2 separate regions of the Homo sapiens genome follow, and region 1 is linked to region 2. A link is a loop called in an ENCODE intact Hi-C map of the cell type or tissue named here. Cell type or tissue: psoas muscle. All regions are shown on one strand. Links, peaks and the distances in the headings refer to the core of each region. The heading gives the core; the rest is flanking DNA.

Region 1 (5,000 bases), core at 1-5,000, 450 kb before region 2:
AGGTAGGGGAATAGCTTGAGTCCAGGAGTTTGAGATCAGCCTGGGCAACATAGTGAGACATTATCTCTACAAAAAATAAACAAAATTAGTAGGGCGTAGTTGTGAGTGTCTGTAGTCCCAGCTACTCGGGAGGCTGAGATGGAAGGATCACTTGAGCCCAAGACATGGGGGCTGCAGTGAGCAGAGACTGCACCATTGCACTCCAGCCTGGGTGACAGAATGAGACTGTGTCTCAAAAAATAAAATAAAGTAAAATAAAATTAATAAATAATAGCAGGAAGTCCTCTTCTATTCATTGTACCTGAGAATCTAAAGCTAAAGAACAATTCCTTGAGATTTTAGTGGATACATAAACTGGTTCAACTCTACAGAGCAATAAAAGAAGATTTAAAAGAGTTTGGTTATGCAATATTTGATTGTCACATTCAGGGAGAGTTTTAAGCTTGGCCTATATACTAAATCTGTGTACTCATTCATTCTTTTGAACTTATTCCAAAATTACAACTTTCTTTCACAGAGTACCTCACATTCCACTCATTTTCCTTAAATTGGTAAGGAAATCGTATTTTATTTTATGTATTTATTTATATTTTATTTTATTTTATTTTTTTGAGATGGAGTCTCACCCTGTCGCCCATGCTGGAGTGCAGTGGCGTAATCTCGGCTCACTGACCTCTGCCTCCTGGGTTCAAGTAATTCTCCTGCCTCAGCCTCCCGAGTAGCTGGGACTATAGGTGCCCGCCACCACGCCCAGCTGATTTTGTATTTTTAGTAGAGACGGGGTTTCACCATATTGGCCAGGCTGGTCTTGAACTTCCGACCTTGTGATCCGCACCCGCCCCCCCCCCCCCCACCCGGCCTCCCAAAGTGCTGGGATTACAGGAGTGAGCCACCATGCCCGGCCTGTGTATTTATTTTTGAGACATAGTCTGGCTCTGTCGCCCAGGTTGGAGTGCAGTGGCGCAATCTCAGCTCACCTCCTGGGCTCAAATGAATCTCCTGCCTCAGCCTCCTGAGTAGCTGGGACTACAGATGTGAGCCACCACACCCGGATAATTTTTTTTATTTTTTATTTTTAGTAGAGACGGGGTTTCACCATGTTGACCAGGCTGGTCTTGAACTCCTGACCTCAGGTGATCCACCTACCTCAGTCTCCCAAGGGGGAAATCTTATTTCTTTGACCATGAACATCTCCTCAGAAATTATCATTGCCCACAATAGCATTTCCATTTTGTGAAAAAGCTAGAACCCTAATATCCTCCTTTCATGTCACTCTCTTTTGTCTTTTATCAGTTACTTCCTTTCATTGGTCATTTAAGTCAATCTTTTAGAAACGTTATGTTTTATTCCTTTCTCTCTCCTGGTTCTCCTTTACTTCTCACTCTTTTGTTTATTAATTATTATTTTAAAGAGACAGGGGTCTCCCTATGTTGCCCAGGCTGGTCTGAACTCCTAGACTCAAGCAGTCCTCCTGCCTTGGCTTCCCAAAGTGCTGGGATTATAGGTGTGAGCCACCGCACCCAGCCCGCTTCTCAGTCTTTTAAAACACCTTTCCTCATTATTCAAACTAACAACCTAAACATTTGTATTGAGGACATAACACACACCCAACAATGTGTGTGGTGAGTGTTCAAGGGATAGGTGTGATCTGGGCTTAGAGCTTGCAGTCAAAGAGCTCACAGTCTAGTTAGGGAGATAGCAAACATATCAGAAAAAACAAGACAACAAGAAAAACATTAACAGTAAACCACAGGGCTCTGGCTGCCAGTGTAACTCAGGAGTTCAGAAAACCAAGCAGCTAGAAGAGTCAAAGTAGAGAAATAGGCCAGGCGCAGTGGCTCACGCCTGTAATCCCAACACTTTGGGAGGCTGAAGGGGGTGGATTATCTGAGGCCAGGAGTTCAAGACCAGCCTGGCCAACATGGTGAAACCCCCGTCTCTACTAAAAAATACAAAAATTAGCCGAGTGTGGTGGCAGGCACCTGTAATCTCAGCTACTTGGGGGGCTGAGACAGGAGAATCACTTGAACTTGAACCCGGGAGTCGGGGTTGCCGTGAGCCAAGATCGCATCATTGAACTCCAGCCTGGGTGACAAGAGTGAAATTCTGTCTCAAAAAAAAAAAAGAAAAGAAAAGAAAGCCACACAATCATCTGCCAGGAAATCTTACACAAATCTACCAAGGTGTACATTCTTGTTTCATCTGGAGCCTGAGGGCAGCTATTAATATGAAGGGAAAGCAACCAGGCAACCAGATAGATTGGTAAATTTGTGTAAATATATCTTTTTTTTTCTAGCCATATTAATTTGGCTGGATCATCAAACATGCCATTGAAAAAGATGTGTCTAGTTACAAATATCAGAAGAGCCTGTGTGTGAATGCTTGTGTGTGTGTGTGAGAGAGAGAGAGACAGAGAGAGAGACTTCACCAGGTGGGAACAAATCCAAAGGTGCATACTCAGAACACTACTACAGCGATCCAACCCTGCTCCACCAACATAAACCGATGTGTCATTGGGTATAAATATCCTTATTAAAGAGATCAGATCTATTGATTAATGCCAGACTCATGGGTACCATATAAAACAGAACACTTTCCAAGAGATATCTGACAGTGCCTTGTACCCCAGATAGACGTGTGTTTATCAAGTCACACAGTGACTTGGAGACCGCCATAGTTTTACCCTGACCAAGACTGTCATAGAGCTTGGCTTCTAACCTCAGCAGAAGGCTTGCTCATGTCCATGCACTTAGTCGGTTTATTCTAGTTTCACGAAGTGGAGGTTTTTGATTTCTAATCTGGCACAGATGCTCCATCCCGTGCCTTCTCCAGGGATGTTTTCTGAGATCACCCAGGTTTTACCAGGTTTTATGGGGCGAGAACCTGTCCTCACTTAAAAAGTAAGGAAGTTATGCCCCCTGCAGGACAAATCGGTAACTGCAGGCTCGGTGATCTGCGAGGACAGTGTTCTGTGCCTTTTGGAGCACTATATTGTTTCTCTCCACAATGTGGCGCTGCTGTTCTAAGTGTCATTTTAGGGCCAGTTTAGGGTAGGAAAGAGGGTGACAGCAAGAATTAGAAGGTGTAGGGGAGGGCGCCAGGGAAGTAGGGAAAGGAGATGTTAGGAAGAAAGCTGGTGGGCTACTTCTGCCAGATAGGGCTTCCCTAGCACCCCAAATCTGATCCATTGCAATTAGGAAAGTTATCTCCTAGTCCAAGGAATTTATCCAGTAGTTCCCAAATCTGGCTGACTGGCAGAATCACCAGGAGAACATTTTTAAAGATACAGATTCCCAGATTTTATCCCAAGAAACTCTGATTCATAAATTTTGAGAGGAGCGCAGTCATCTGTCTTTTTAAAAAGCTTTTTCAGAAGATCATCAGTGTGTTGTTTATCTAAGATTTAGAAGCGAAAAAATATTTTAAGGGGAAACCAGTCCTAGTCCTCTCAGGACTCTGTGAATACAACTTCTTTTTTTTTTTTTTTTTTTTTTTTGAGACAGAGTCTCATTCTGTCGCCCAGGCTGGAGTGCAGTGGCTCCATTTCTGGTCACCGCAAACTCTGCCTCCTGGGTTCAAGCGATTCTCCTGCTTCAGCCTCCTGAGTAGCTGGGATTACAGGCGCCCACCACGATGCCCAGCTAATTTTTTTGTATTTTTAGTAGAGACGGGTTTCATCATGTTGGCCAGGCTGGTCTCGAACTCCTGACCTCAAGTGATCCACCCACCTTGGCCTCCCAAAGTGCTGGGATTACAGGCATGAGCCACTGTGCCCAGCCAGCCAGAATTTTCTTAAAGCAAAGCAGCCTAGAGTTCATTGAGGAGGTCTTCGCTTAGTGGTCCTGAGTGCCATGACCTTTCCATCTATAGACAAATACCATCAATTATTTTGTGATGGCTCTTTACACTATTTAGATGTTTATTTTCCAGCCAGGCATGGTGGCTCATGCTTGTAATCCCAGAACATTGGGAGGCCAAGGTGGGAAGATCACTTGAGGCCAGGAGTTTAAGACCAATCTGACCAACATAGTGAGACTCCATCTCTAAGATTTTTTTAAAAAAATTAATAAATAAATGTTTTATTTATTTATTTATTTATTTATTTATTTATTTATTTATTTATTTTGAGATGGAGTTTTGCTCCTGCTGTGCAGGCTGGAGCGCAATGGCATGATCTCGGATCACCGCAACCTCCGCCTCCCGAGTTTAAGCAATTATCCTGCCTCAGCCTCCCGAGTAGCGGGGATTACAGGCATGCACCACCACGCCCCCTTAATTTTGTAGTTTTTAGTAGAGACAGGGTTTCTCCATGTTGGTCAGGCTGATCTCGAACTCCCAACCTCAGGTGATCTGCCTGGCTCTGCCCCACAAAGTGCTGGGATTATAGGCGTTGAGCCACCGCGCCCAGCCATAAATGTTTATTTTCAAAGCAACTAGAACCAGTTTGTTTCCTTCCTGAGATAATTATCCACTTGGTAATTGTAATAAATAATAACACTATCAGACTATATTAGTCCTTAAAGATGGTGCCCAATATATTGTTGTATGTTGGAAAATATATACATGGAAAAAGAAAATTGCAAGAAAATGCAGACAGCAAAGTGATAGAAAAGTACATAAACAGCAAAAGAATAGAAAAGTATTTGGAAGGAAATATACTCAACTCTTTTTTTTTTTTTTTTTTTTTTTTTTTGAGACGGAGTCTCACTCTGTCACCAGGCTGGAGTACAGTGGCACCATCTTGGCTCACTGCAACCTTCACCTCCCGAGTTCAAGCGATTGTCTTGCCTCAGCCTCCCAAGTAGCTGGGACTACATGTGCGCACCACCATGCCTGGCTAATTTTTGTATTTTTAGTAGAGACGGGGTTTTGCCATGTTAGCCAGATTGGTCTTGAACTCCTGACCTCAGGTGATCCGCCTGCCTCAGCCTCCTAAAGTGCTGGGATTATAGGCGTGAGCCACTGCTCCCGGCCGAAATATACTCAACTCTTAACAGTAA
Region 2 (10,888 bases), core at 2,877-7,876:
ACCACCAAGTACAGCAGTCCCAAAGAATGCCTCTTACGCCTCACTGCCCTGTTGGGAAAAGCCAGTGGCAATGCCAGTGACCAAGAGCCTATGCAGCAGGGCTGGCCCTGAGCTACCCAGATGGGTCTTGGGCCACCCAGGTCTCAGGCCAAAGCCTGGTAAGCCTCAGCCTCAGAGCTGGGCATGGGCCATGGGGGAGGGGGTTGTGGGGCCCCCTCCTTGCCCTGAACCACAGTCCACATGCTCCGAGCTGAGCAGGGCCCCTTCCTTTCTGCCCCCTGCCCCTGGCCCTAGATGAATAAAACTCAGGGGGCGGGGGGAGCTATTCATGGAACCAGAGAATGTGTGAGCTGCCCAGCAGCCCCCTCTCATTAGGGGACCCCCGTCAGGTGGCGCTCATTAACTTCAAGTTGTCTCTTGTTTTAAAACTCGGGTGAGGGGGGCAGGGTGGAGGGGCACATTGTCTGGCTGCTGCCCCAGAGAGATTAGGCGCCCAGGGGGAGGGGGCAGGCAAAGGCCCTTTAATTAGTTACTTTCAAAGGTTCCCTGTCCCCTTTCTCTCGGGTCCCCTTCCTAACCCCCGGCTGGGCCCAGCTTCGAGGGGGGCGGTCTTTTCTGCTTGGCAGAGCCGCCTGGTCACTCGGCTTAAATCCGCAGTCTTTGTTTCTGCCTGGACAATGGGCCCAGCACATCAGCCATGGAGGCCACGGAGGAAACAGGGCCTTCTCCTGTGCGGCCAGGAGCCGGCTGAGTGGGGTGCATCCTGGCACCAGCCTGCAACCTGGGGCCCCCAACAGGGGGCTGGTACCATGAATGCTTCCTAGGCTGAAAGGAAGAGGATAGGAACACACACACACACACACACACACACACACACCTCAAGACCTAGCTATTACAGAGGAAAAAGGAGAAACAAACCTCATGTCAGGGTCTCCTTCACATAGGAAGTTTCTAGGTCTTAGGGCCTGGCTCAAGGATGGGGGTGCTCTTCCTTTCTATACAGCAGAAAAAATGGTTTATGAGTCAGGCAGATCTGGGTCCCAATCTTAGCTCTACTACTCATGAGCAAATAATTAATCTCTCAAACTTCAATTTCCCTCATCTATAAAATGGAGAAAATAATGACTGCCTCTTGGGTTGTGAGGATTAAATAATCTAACTGGGTAAAAGGGTCTGGCACAGTGCTTGGCACACAGTAAGGGCTCAGTACCTGTTAGTTTCCTCCTTATATGGTTCCTATGGCCAGAGCCTTACCCTACACCCTCTACTACTAAGGAGCAGGTGCGTGGGACCCTTTCAGCTTCAGGGTGCCGGTGGCCGACACGGACTAAGCTCCTGCTGGGACACACATGCAGGAAAAGACTCAGAAAGCGCTGAGTGTGCAGACATGAATGAGGAGGAAGGAGAATCCCAGATTGGGAGTGATGGGGTTGGGGGTGGGTACCAAACAGAAAAGGGTGAGTGGGAACATGAGGAGGTAGAGGAGAGTGAGCCAGCTCTGGAGATCCTGGGGGGGTGGTCTCTGGGGGAGGGATTGAGAGGCTGTGTTGCAGGAAGAGTTGGTGATTTGCTTGGGTCAGCAGATTAATGGCACTAACGAAGTTTCCGAGAGCATGGTGAATTGGGGGGTCGGGGGCGTCCATGTGGAAAGGCACATGACTGGGGATTGATCAGGCTGAAGATGAAACAGAGAAAGCTTCCCGGGCAGCGGAGGTAGGAAACGCCAAAACCAATTACTCCCCGGCCCCTCTGGCCTCCAGATCTCTCCCCTAGAGAGGAGGGAAGGGGCTGTGACCTCTCTCTGTGGGTGAGGTCACACACATAGGCCACTCACGTGGGTAGGTGACGCCGCAGGTGCACAGGGGAAGGTCCACACATGGGAACGCATGTGCACAAGGGAAGGTCCACGCGTGGGAATGTGGAGACCTGGGGTGTGATGACGTTGCAAGTTCTGGTCTGTATGCCCTTGTGGGTCATTTGACTCCCCACAGGTGTCCCCACATTCCACCTAAGTGTCCCTATCCAGTCACCACACTTGTCACCAGGAGGAGCAAGGAACCCATGGTGATGGTGGAAGTGGAAGTGGAGGGCGTGCTGAGAATCTTCTTCATTCAGTTTTGGCCTTGAGTCTCATCTCCACAAATTAGCTAGTTTGAGCCTTAGTTTCTGGTCAGAGCAACCCTGGATTACCATTTAGGTGGCTAATTCCTTTTGCAGATAACTGACAATGTATCAGCCTCTGGTTAACGGGAGTGCACCCCACTTCATGAAAACCCATCCCTTTGGAAATAACCAATCACACACTGGTTGTTTTTAACAGCCCCTGATGTTTGTTGAATGAAAAAGTGTGGCAGATTGGGCAGCCCTCTCCAGGCTGAAGAATTCACAAAGGATATCAAAGTACCAGATCAAAGGGCAAGCAAACATCCCTTACAGGACCTACAGAAGCCCTTGGTTAAAAATCAACAAGAGGTGATTGGATGTAAGATAAGGGCCCTTCAAACTCACAACACGAACCCACTAGACGTCTACACTTGGGGTCCTTAAGGGAGCTGGGGGTGGGGAATGTGGACAGCAGGGGGCCCAGTGAGGCCTGAATTTAGCTCTTCCATGTGGAGGGCCAGCTCCCTTCTTGGCAGTGTGTATGCTGTGCGGTGTTTGCACCTTCAGGTTCAGGACAGAATTTGTGTTTCATGCCAGATGTTGAATGGTGTTATTATAGTTATTAGCAATTATGTTTTATCATAAAACCACTTTTCCTTTAAGTATGTGGGTAAAAAAATTCAGCTCTTCTTGGAGTTCTATCCAGTCTATTCCTCTTGGAGATGACTTCAAGTTTTATAATACAAGTCCATAGGCAAATGGGATTCAAGCCCTGGACATTCGCAGGAGTCCCTCTTGGAAACTTAACCATTTCAAGCAGAGAGAAGCCGCTACACTGCTGGGGTCCAGACGGCTGTCCTATGCAGGGAGGTTGCGCTCCAAAGGTACTGCACAGTGTCAGTGCTCCCTCCCTATACCCCTCACCTGTCCCCTCCCCCAACCTTCAACCTCACCAATGCAGTCACTGGGGATCCTGACCCAAGGATGCCTCCCCCTTCTCCATGCCCCCACCCCCATCCCACCCGTGCCCCCACCACAATGTCTACGAGGGAGACCGGCTCCTCTTGGGGCCTTCAAGCTTTTGTTAGGGTTATGTGAGCCACTAGTGACAAGGGCCCTGAAACCCAACTCGACCAAACTCATAAAAGGGGTCACTGTCTCTTTAATTAAAGTTCCCTGTTTGGAGGTTAAAGACAAACCCGTTTGATGGTGCAGGTGTGTAGAGTGGGGGTGGGGGAGAAGGGTGGAAGCGGCTAGAGGAAAACAGAATTCTATCCTTAGAGGGAAGTAGGGAGGGGCCTCACCAGGGGCAGGCTGGCCGAGCGATGGAAAGTCTGATGGGGGTCCCTGAGGGTCCCCAGTGTGGCAAGGGTCACAAGGGGGAGAAATCAGGCAAGAACCGGGAATCCCAGGGCCAGTGCAGCGAGCTCTGACTCCCCTGCGGGCATGCACATGCTCCTGGCCCATGCACACACTACCTGCCCTCCATGATGCCCGACTGACCACTCCCCTTGCCCACTCTTCCATCCCTCCCTTTTCCATCCCAAAAGTTCTCCAATAAAAGAGGACCCAGGGCCTAATACCATCTCCCCACAGAAGCAACTTCATCACAGTTTAACATAAAAAGATCAGCTGGTATCGACCCGTAATTTGGACCCATGCCACGCTATTGGCAGGAAGACAGAATAAGTTAGGGTGGCCATGTTTCAAAAATTCTCTGTGTGCACTCAATCACGGCCCAGGGAAGGCGGGTGGGTGCGTAATAACCCAGCCGCGCTCTCCATTTCCCCTGTAGATCAATGCTAATACCAGGAGGCCCCGGAAGATGGATGGAACCGACAGGAACCTTGAAATCCCGACACGGGGGCTGGTGCCTCAACCGATAAAGGATTTCTTCACTGCTACTGGGGCAGGGACACTGAAACCTTAGGGGCCATGGGAAGACAGTCTGATTGGGGACAAAGAGATGAGGAGAGGGAGCAGCCTCTTCTTTATGCTCACTGACACCCTTAGTCACTCACGTGGCCACTGACCGATGCTCGCTCCAGAGTCACTGACAGGCACGCCAACCGCGGCACACACCATCGCTCACACTGTACCCAGCCAAAAGCACCAACGCCTCCCCAAAGACACCTCGACTCCCTGCAGTCCCACAAATGGGTCCCTGTACACACGTGTACACATGCATGTACACAAACTCAAACCTCAACACCAGAATGAATCAAGGTATCTGACACAGGCACACTTACCTAGGGAGATACAGACACATCCAACCATTGACATTACACCCCGTCCCCGTGAAGCAAAAAGAGATGTGCATCTACATGCATATGTACTTCTCTGTCTCTCCCTCCTTCCTTTCCATGCCTTCCTTCTTCCCATTTCCTTGTGATTCTGTTTGGAAACTTGCAGGCTGATGGTCAGTCAGGGAACTTTCCAGGACCCATTGGATGTAAATCACTAACACAAAAGTACACCAGGCACACAGTCCTGGTCAACCAGACTCCCAGATGGGTGCACACACATGCTGCAAAGTGGGAGTCCTGGGTTCCAGGAACAGCTCAACATGGACTTGCTGTGTGGCCTTGGACAAGCCATTTCCTCTCTCTCTCTGGGCCTCTGTTTCCTCATCTATAAAACAACAGGTTGAACTGGGAGATTTCGAAGGGCCCTTTCAGGTCTGAATTTCTCTGTCTATTGTGGCAGACACAAATTCCTGCCAAGAGTTGCACACAAACGCAGGCAGCCCTGAGCACTCACACTGGCTGTGGTGGCCTGAAGCCACACCCACAAGGACACACAGGGGAACACAGGCACACAGGGCTCTTCCCAGCAAGGGTGCCTGCAATAGGGGCAGCAGCTCCCATCCTTCCCAGAGCTGGAAGTCAAGGAGCCTCAGAACCCACTCTTCTGGGAGCAAAGAACTGGGGACAAAGTAGAGAGATGGAGCATTGTTGTGAGTTTGAGTGGGGGACAGAGGGGGCCTTTCAGGCTGCTGTCTGATTTCCTTCCTTTTGAGCTCAGTCCCAGGACTGGAGCCATTTCCACAGCCTCGAGCTGACATCTTGTGGCCATCTCCAATGATTGCAGGCTTCACAAGGAGACACTCAGTCCCCTGCAGAGAAGCATAGCCCTGCCCAACCCAGAAAGTCGTTGGCAGAACACTGCTTCCCATCCCTGATGCCCTGTCCTATGCCCAGCTGCCAGGAAAGGCACAGGGGCTGACTTGTTCCTCCAGCGCGGACAGGTAGAATACAGGGGGCTACCTTGGGAAAAGCTTCAGGGTTACTGGGTGACAAAAGGGACTGGAAAAAAAATGGATGCTTAAGGGAGCTGCAGCCTGTGGTAGAAATGTAGTCCCACATTCCCACAGCCTCAGTCTAAGGTAAGGAAACATGGCCCAGGCCCAGGGGACTGCAGTCTAGGGAGGCGACACAGCCTTTCCCCAGGGATCTCCAGGTGAAGGAAGAGACTCAGCCCTGGCCTCCTGGAAGCCCAGTCTGATGGGAGGCATTTGGCCCTCCTCACAGACAGCCTTAGCTTTAGGGGAAGAGGGGAAGGGGAGAGACATGGCTCTGCCCTAATGGATCTTCTCATCTTAAGGAGAGAAAAACCTCAGCCCACAGCAGTGACCTCAGTCCTATCCGAGGAGTATGGAATTTGGGGGCTTGGAAGCCCCCAGCTATCTCAGCTTCCCATGCCAAGCCCTAATCTGGTAGTCTGAAAGGAACATGATTTCCATGCCTGCATCAGCAGCCTGGGGCTGGGCAGAGGGTTGGAGCAGAAGTTTTGGGGAAGTGGGCCATCCAGAGCCAGCCCCATTGATTCTGGAGAGACCTACTGGGCAGGGGTGGGGGGTGCATGGCAGGGGAGGACCACACTTTGCAGATCCTCCCAGAGGAAGCCATGATGGAAGTCCCTGGACAACCCTGGGCCAGTTCCTCCTACTAGCCAGAGCCTCCTGCCACCTCTGGAGCCAGGTCTTAGGACCCTGGAGATGACAAGTCACACACAAGGCAGAGGCCAGGGGTTCCCAACCTGGAACCAGGGAACCCTGGAGGTGCTGGGTTGATGAGTTTGTTATAAATTAGAGACTCGTTAAGAGAAGGTGAGAAGGGCTCAGTAACAGCTTTCGGGGTCCATCTTTTCGATTTCTTGTTCGGTTTGTTTATTGCTATTGTTCCTGTCTCATAAGCTTATTGCAAAACCAGTAAAAATGATCTATTCCGAAAGGGAAGTTGCTCTTTTGACTGGAAGCTGCCTCTTGGTCCTGGACCCCACCCCTCCCCCTCCTGGTGGCTGCAGCCTAGCCTGGTTGACCAGCTGTCTCCTGCCGCGGGGTCAGCAGAGGGTGCCAGATTCCTGCTCACTAGAAACTGTGTCCACCTGCCATGTAGCCACCCTGGGCTGGCCTCAGGCCTCCAACCTGGTCCCATCACCCCGATGACCGCTGCACCCCAGCCGTCCAGCTCACCTCTGATAGACACACCAGGGCTGTTATGGGGGAACAGGAGGCCAGGATAGGATCCAAGGACAGTCACTGGAGTCTTAAGTTTTGGGCGTGATTTTGGCTCAGTTTCCCCTCTGCGCCTCAGTGAGTGTTTGCCTTTAGCATGGGCTTCCCTGCCATGAGGTAGCCCTAAGGGCTAATGATTGAACAAAGAGGCCTCCAAGGTTCCCAAGAATCAGAAGTCCTGGTTTTGACCTTGAAGGCAGAACAGAGACCCCTGGCCCTTTGCACATCCAGGAACCTAGTTACAGTTGGGGGCCAGGGGTTCAGGAATCCCAATCCCGAATGAGTTGGCTCTCACCCCATCCCTGTTCTGCAAATAACATTAGTTCCGTTTAGTGACTGTAATATTCCTGAGACACTGCAGATTTCTCTGGGCTACTAACTTGGTTTCAGAGTCTTTCAGATGATTATTGTGGGGAGTACAGGGTTGAGGGGGATCAAGAAAAAGCCAACAGACTCCTTCACTGATTCATACAGAATTTCAGAGCGTCAGAGCCTGAAGAGACTTCTTTTTTTTCCCCCCTGAGATGGAGTTTAGCTCTTGTCGCCCAGGCTGGAGTGCAATGTGCAATCTCGACCCACTGCAACCTCTGCCCCCCAGAATAGCTGGGATTACAGATGCCCACCACCATGCCTGGCTAATTTTTTTTTTTTTTTTTTAGATCGTGCCTCGTTCTGTCGCCCAGGCCACGTCTGGCTAATTTTTATATTTTTAGTAGAGACGGGGTTTCACCATCTTGCCCAGGCTTATCTTAAACTCCTGACCTCGTGATCCACCCTCCTCAGCCTCCCAAAGTGCTGGGATTACAGGTGTGAGCCACCATGCCTGGCCGCGAAGGGACTTCTGAGATCACTCTGTGAAACCCCTTCCTGCCTCAATACAGAATCAGGGTCAGAGACCTGAAGTGACTTGGCCAAAGTCCCACAGCCAGTGAGTGGCAGAGCCAGGATGGGAATCCAAGGTGACAGACCCTTGCACCACTGCCCTTTATGGCGCCCTGCCCAGCATCTTCCTGTGTCCTGCTCATGTCAGCAAGCTCTGCCTCCTTCCTCACAAGCCAGTCCCTGCAGCCAGCACAGGTAACAGACCTTCCTTTCCCTCCCTGCTGTCTAACATCAGGCCTATTTTCTCTAAAGCAAAATCGGTCTGTTTCCCCAAGGCTGACACACTGGCTCTGCCAGAGGGCCCAGATAAGGGGAAAACCTTGCACGGCGGCCTTTGGAGTTTCCCTGTCACTTCAAAGAGCTAACATCAACACACTCTTCCTTTATCTATTTATTTTGGACAAGGAGGACAAGAGGTGAAGACGGGTAGGAAACAGTCAAAGTTGTCAGGAAGACCATCTCAAGGACTTGGCACATCTTCAGAGAGAAGCACATCAATGTTTTCCCTTGATCTCTGTTTGTTTATGTTAACAAACACTCAATATAGTGCTTGCTGCATGTCAGGCACTATTCTAAGCACTTTGTATATTCATTTATTAGTTTAATTTTATATTAACTTATTATATATCATATAATTAATTTACTAAATCTTCTTAATAACCCTGAGGTAGGTACTGTTATTAGTTCCACTTTACAGATGAGGAAAGTGAATCACAGAAAGGCAAGAAGCTTGCCTGAGGCCACGTAGCTAATGGCAGAGTCACCATTCAAAGCCAGGCAGTCTGGCTCTTACCCACGGGGCTAGGATCCTTCTCTTTATAGAAGCATCAGCACAAGCGTTGGTAGGGCCCCGTGACCAGGAGAGGAAGGAAGATTCTGAACATTCAGAAAAAATCAGACATTGTTGGGGCCCTGTACAGTGTTCCCTGGAGCTTATCTCTTGTTAATTACTGTCATGGCCTCTTCTGTCCTTAGCTTGTTTGAAAGCCAATGTTTTATGGTTGGGGTGACCAAGGGAAGCATAGGCAGCCTGGACCTTGGGCCCCTCCCACACTAGCCCCATTCTGGGGAGGCTTCTGGGTTCTGGAAGCCAGGGCAGGAGTGTGGTGCTAGCACCCACTGCCTTGTTGCTCACAGAGCCCTGCTCCCTCCCACGCAGCTGCCTGCACTGACATCTCTGAGAGGGCCTTTGATTAAAGAGACAAGTGACTTTGCCCATTCTATTGATCAGAATAAATTACTAGGAACTAATTTATGGGCCTCCCCACAGCCGATGACATGGTGGATTGTGCGCTATTGGTCAGTAAATTGGATTGTCAGGCTAGATTATTGGTTCGTATACAGTTATCTCTCATAGCAATATCAGGCAGCCCAGGTACAAGAGTGAAATCCTTTCTCTGCTGCCAGATGCCAGGATGTGACGAGGCCTTCTCGGGGGGCTGGTGGGGAGGGGCAGTGAGGGAAGAGGAGGAGAGGGGAGGAGAGGAGAGGCGAGGCCTCTGTGCAGGATGCTTATTAATTAGTGCAGCATCACAGCATTAAAAGAACATTAGTGTGGAATCGTCTGCAGAGTGATGGGGAAATGACATTGCAGGCCTCCTCCTGATTCTCCAGCTATGGCTCTGCTGGGGAGAGCAGGGAGGGGGTTGATGAGCAGACGGGGGGATGGGAAAGATAAAGGTTGTTGGGGGGATAAGAGGCCAAGAAGAGGGGAAGAGAAAGGAGAGGCCACATTTGCTGTGAATTGCAAGCAGAGAAGGTCTGCTAAGCGCCAGCGTCGCTGAGCCCCACGCGGGGGAAATGGAGCTGCCGTTCTGCTCCGTACATCACAGCCAACGATGAAAAGTTCTAGAGCTGGGATTTCTCAGGCAATTTGGCCAGTGATGCATGGGGCAGTAGATCCTCGCGCACTCTTCCGTGCTTCTGCCAAGCCAGCAATAACAAAAACTTATTTTTTGCCAGGGAAACGGATATGAGTCAGGCAGCCCATCGGGAATTAGGGGGGCTTTACCACGCCGCTGCGATTTGTACCACTCGGCTGTTTCCCCGAGCTCTAAAGACCTGCCAGGAGGTGACAAAGGCGAGACAATTTCGAGTTCACAGTCCTGTGTCCTCGAAGCATAACAGCATGCTATCGAAGGGGACTTTCAGGGGCTGTGGGTTGCAAAGTCAGCGGTCTTTTCCCCCAAGCTCACTGGGCAGTGGGGAGATGGGGTGAGGAGAAGAGCCACAGAGAGCTGAGGCACTGCTGTGAATTTCTAGAAGAGATGGGCCCACAGCTCTGCCCTCACTGGGCATGGCCAGAAGGGGTGAGAAGGGGGGTGTTGGAGTGCCAACCTGGCCCCAGGGATGAGAGCATCAGCATCCCAAGTGAATGCCCTCTGGGGGCTCCTGCCATGGGCTGCCGGGGTTGTTGCCACCCGTCCAAACTCTGGGTCATCCAATCCCTGGAGAGGTGGACGCGGAAACCCCGCTTGGTCCTCTTTTCTCACTCTCACGGTTAGAGCATGAGCCCGGAGGAGGCCTGCACTTTCTTTGAGGCGTGATCAGGAACACAGATAACCTGTTCTTTGGGCTACAGGCCCCAGGGGAAATGTTCAAATGGAGCACTGAGCCCTTCTGACTTTAGCTATCATTCATCTGACACTGCCAGTAACCCGGCAAGTAAACACCCGCTGGCAGGGACCCTGGGCCTCCAGCTTGCTTGAATTGCCACTGAGAACAGCTGCAAGGTCTCATCAGTGTCTACAGTGACACCAGGATCGCCCCCCACCCACCCTACCTCCCTTAGCAGGCGTGGGGCACGCCGATTTGGATCCTGAGAAAAGGCCCAGCACCACAAACTAAAAATAGTCTGCACATTCCAAAAGACGAAGTTCAAGGGTGTAGAAGATGCAACCCCTTCCCTCAGCCTCTGCATGCTTTTTGTGCCCACTCCCTGGCCTCTGTGCTCTCCAAAATTTAAACTTACAGCCCTCGGCCATTTCAGCATGAGTTTTTATCCTGGTCACTCTCCTTTTCTGCCCTCCATTGATAAACAAAATCAAAGGGGACAGACCCTCAAGTCCCCTTAAGGAGACAAGGTTGGGCTCAGGCCCCAAACCCCAAGGCAGTGCCACCCCACCACTTCTGGCATGACAACCACTTCCATTACAACCACTATGTGGAAATGAGCACAGAAGCCCCCAGAGTACCTGGGCCTCCAAGATGGAAAAGTTTGCAAAGCTTGGCAAAAGAAAAGTGGGCCTGCAAGCCGGTCTATAAATTAGAGACTCATTAACAAGAGGCGGGAAGGGCTTTGGGGGCCTGCGCCTTTCGATTTCTTGTTGAGCTGGTTTATTGCTATTGTTTCTATTTCATACGTTTATTGCAAAACCAATAAAAATT

What was found. A loop is a pair of places that touch in the nucleus more often than their neighbours do. Peaks named below come from ENCODE experiments on the same cell type or tissue, not always from the same donor. Only the 100,000 strongest peaks of a DNase experiment are listed, where the experiment ranks them.
Region 1: it touches region 2 in a loop (3.0-fold over the local background); 35 of 110 quality-filtered maps call a loop at or near these places.

Annotation. Positions count from the first base shown.
Region 1 is chr10:100,431,005-100,436,004 of GRCh38, forward strand. No RefSeq gene overlaps it. Among named protein-coding and RNA genes, the nearest start is that of WNT8B, 30 kb to the right of the region's middle. In psoas muscle, for the core only: a CTCF peak has its summit at 2,954 (motif pointing left); a DNase peak (open chromatin) is centred at 2,937; H3K27me3 peaks cover 405 bases.
Region 2 is chr10:100,873,481-100,884,368 of GRCh38, forward strand. No RefSeq gene overlaps it. Among named protein-coding and RNA genes, the nearest start is that of SLF2, 34 kb to the right of the region's middle. RefSeq lists an enhancer at 542-1,208. In psoas muscle, for the core only: a CTCF peak has its summit at 5,186 (motif pointing left); a DNase peak (open chromatin) is centred at 5,181; H3K27me3 peaks cover 910 bases.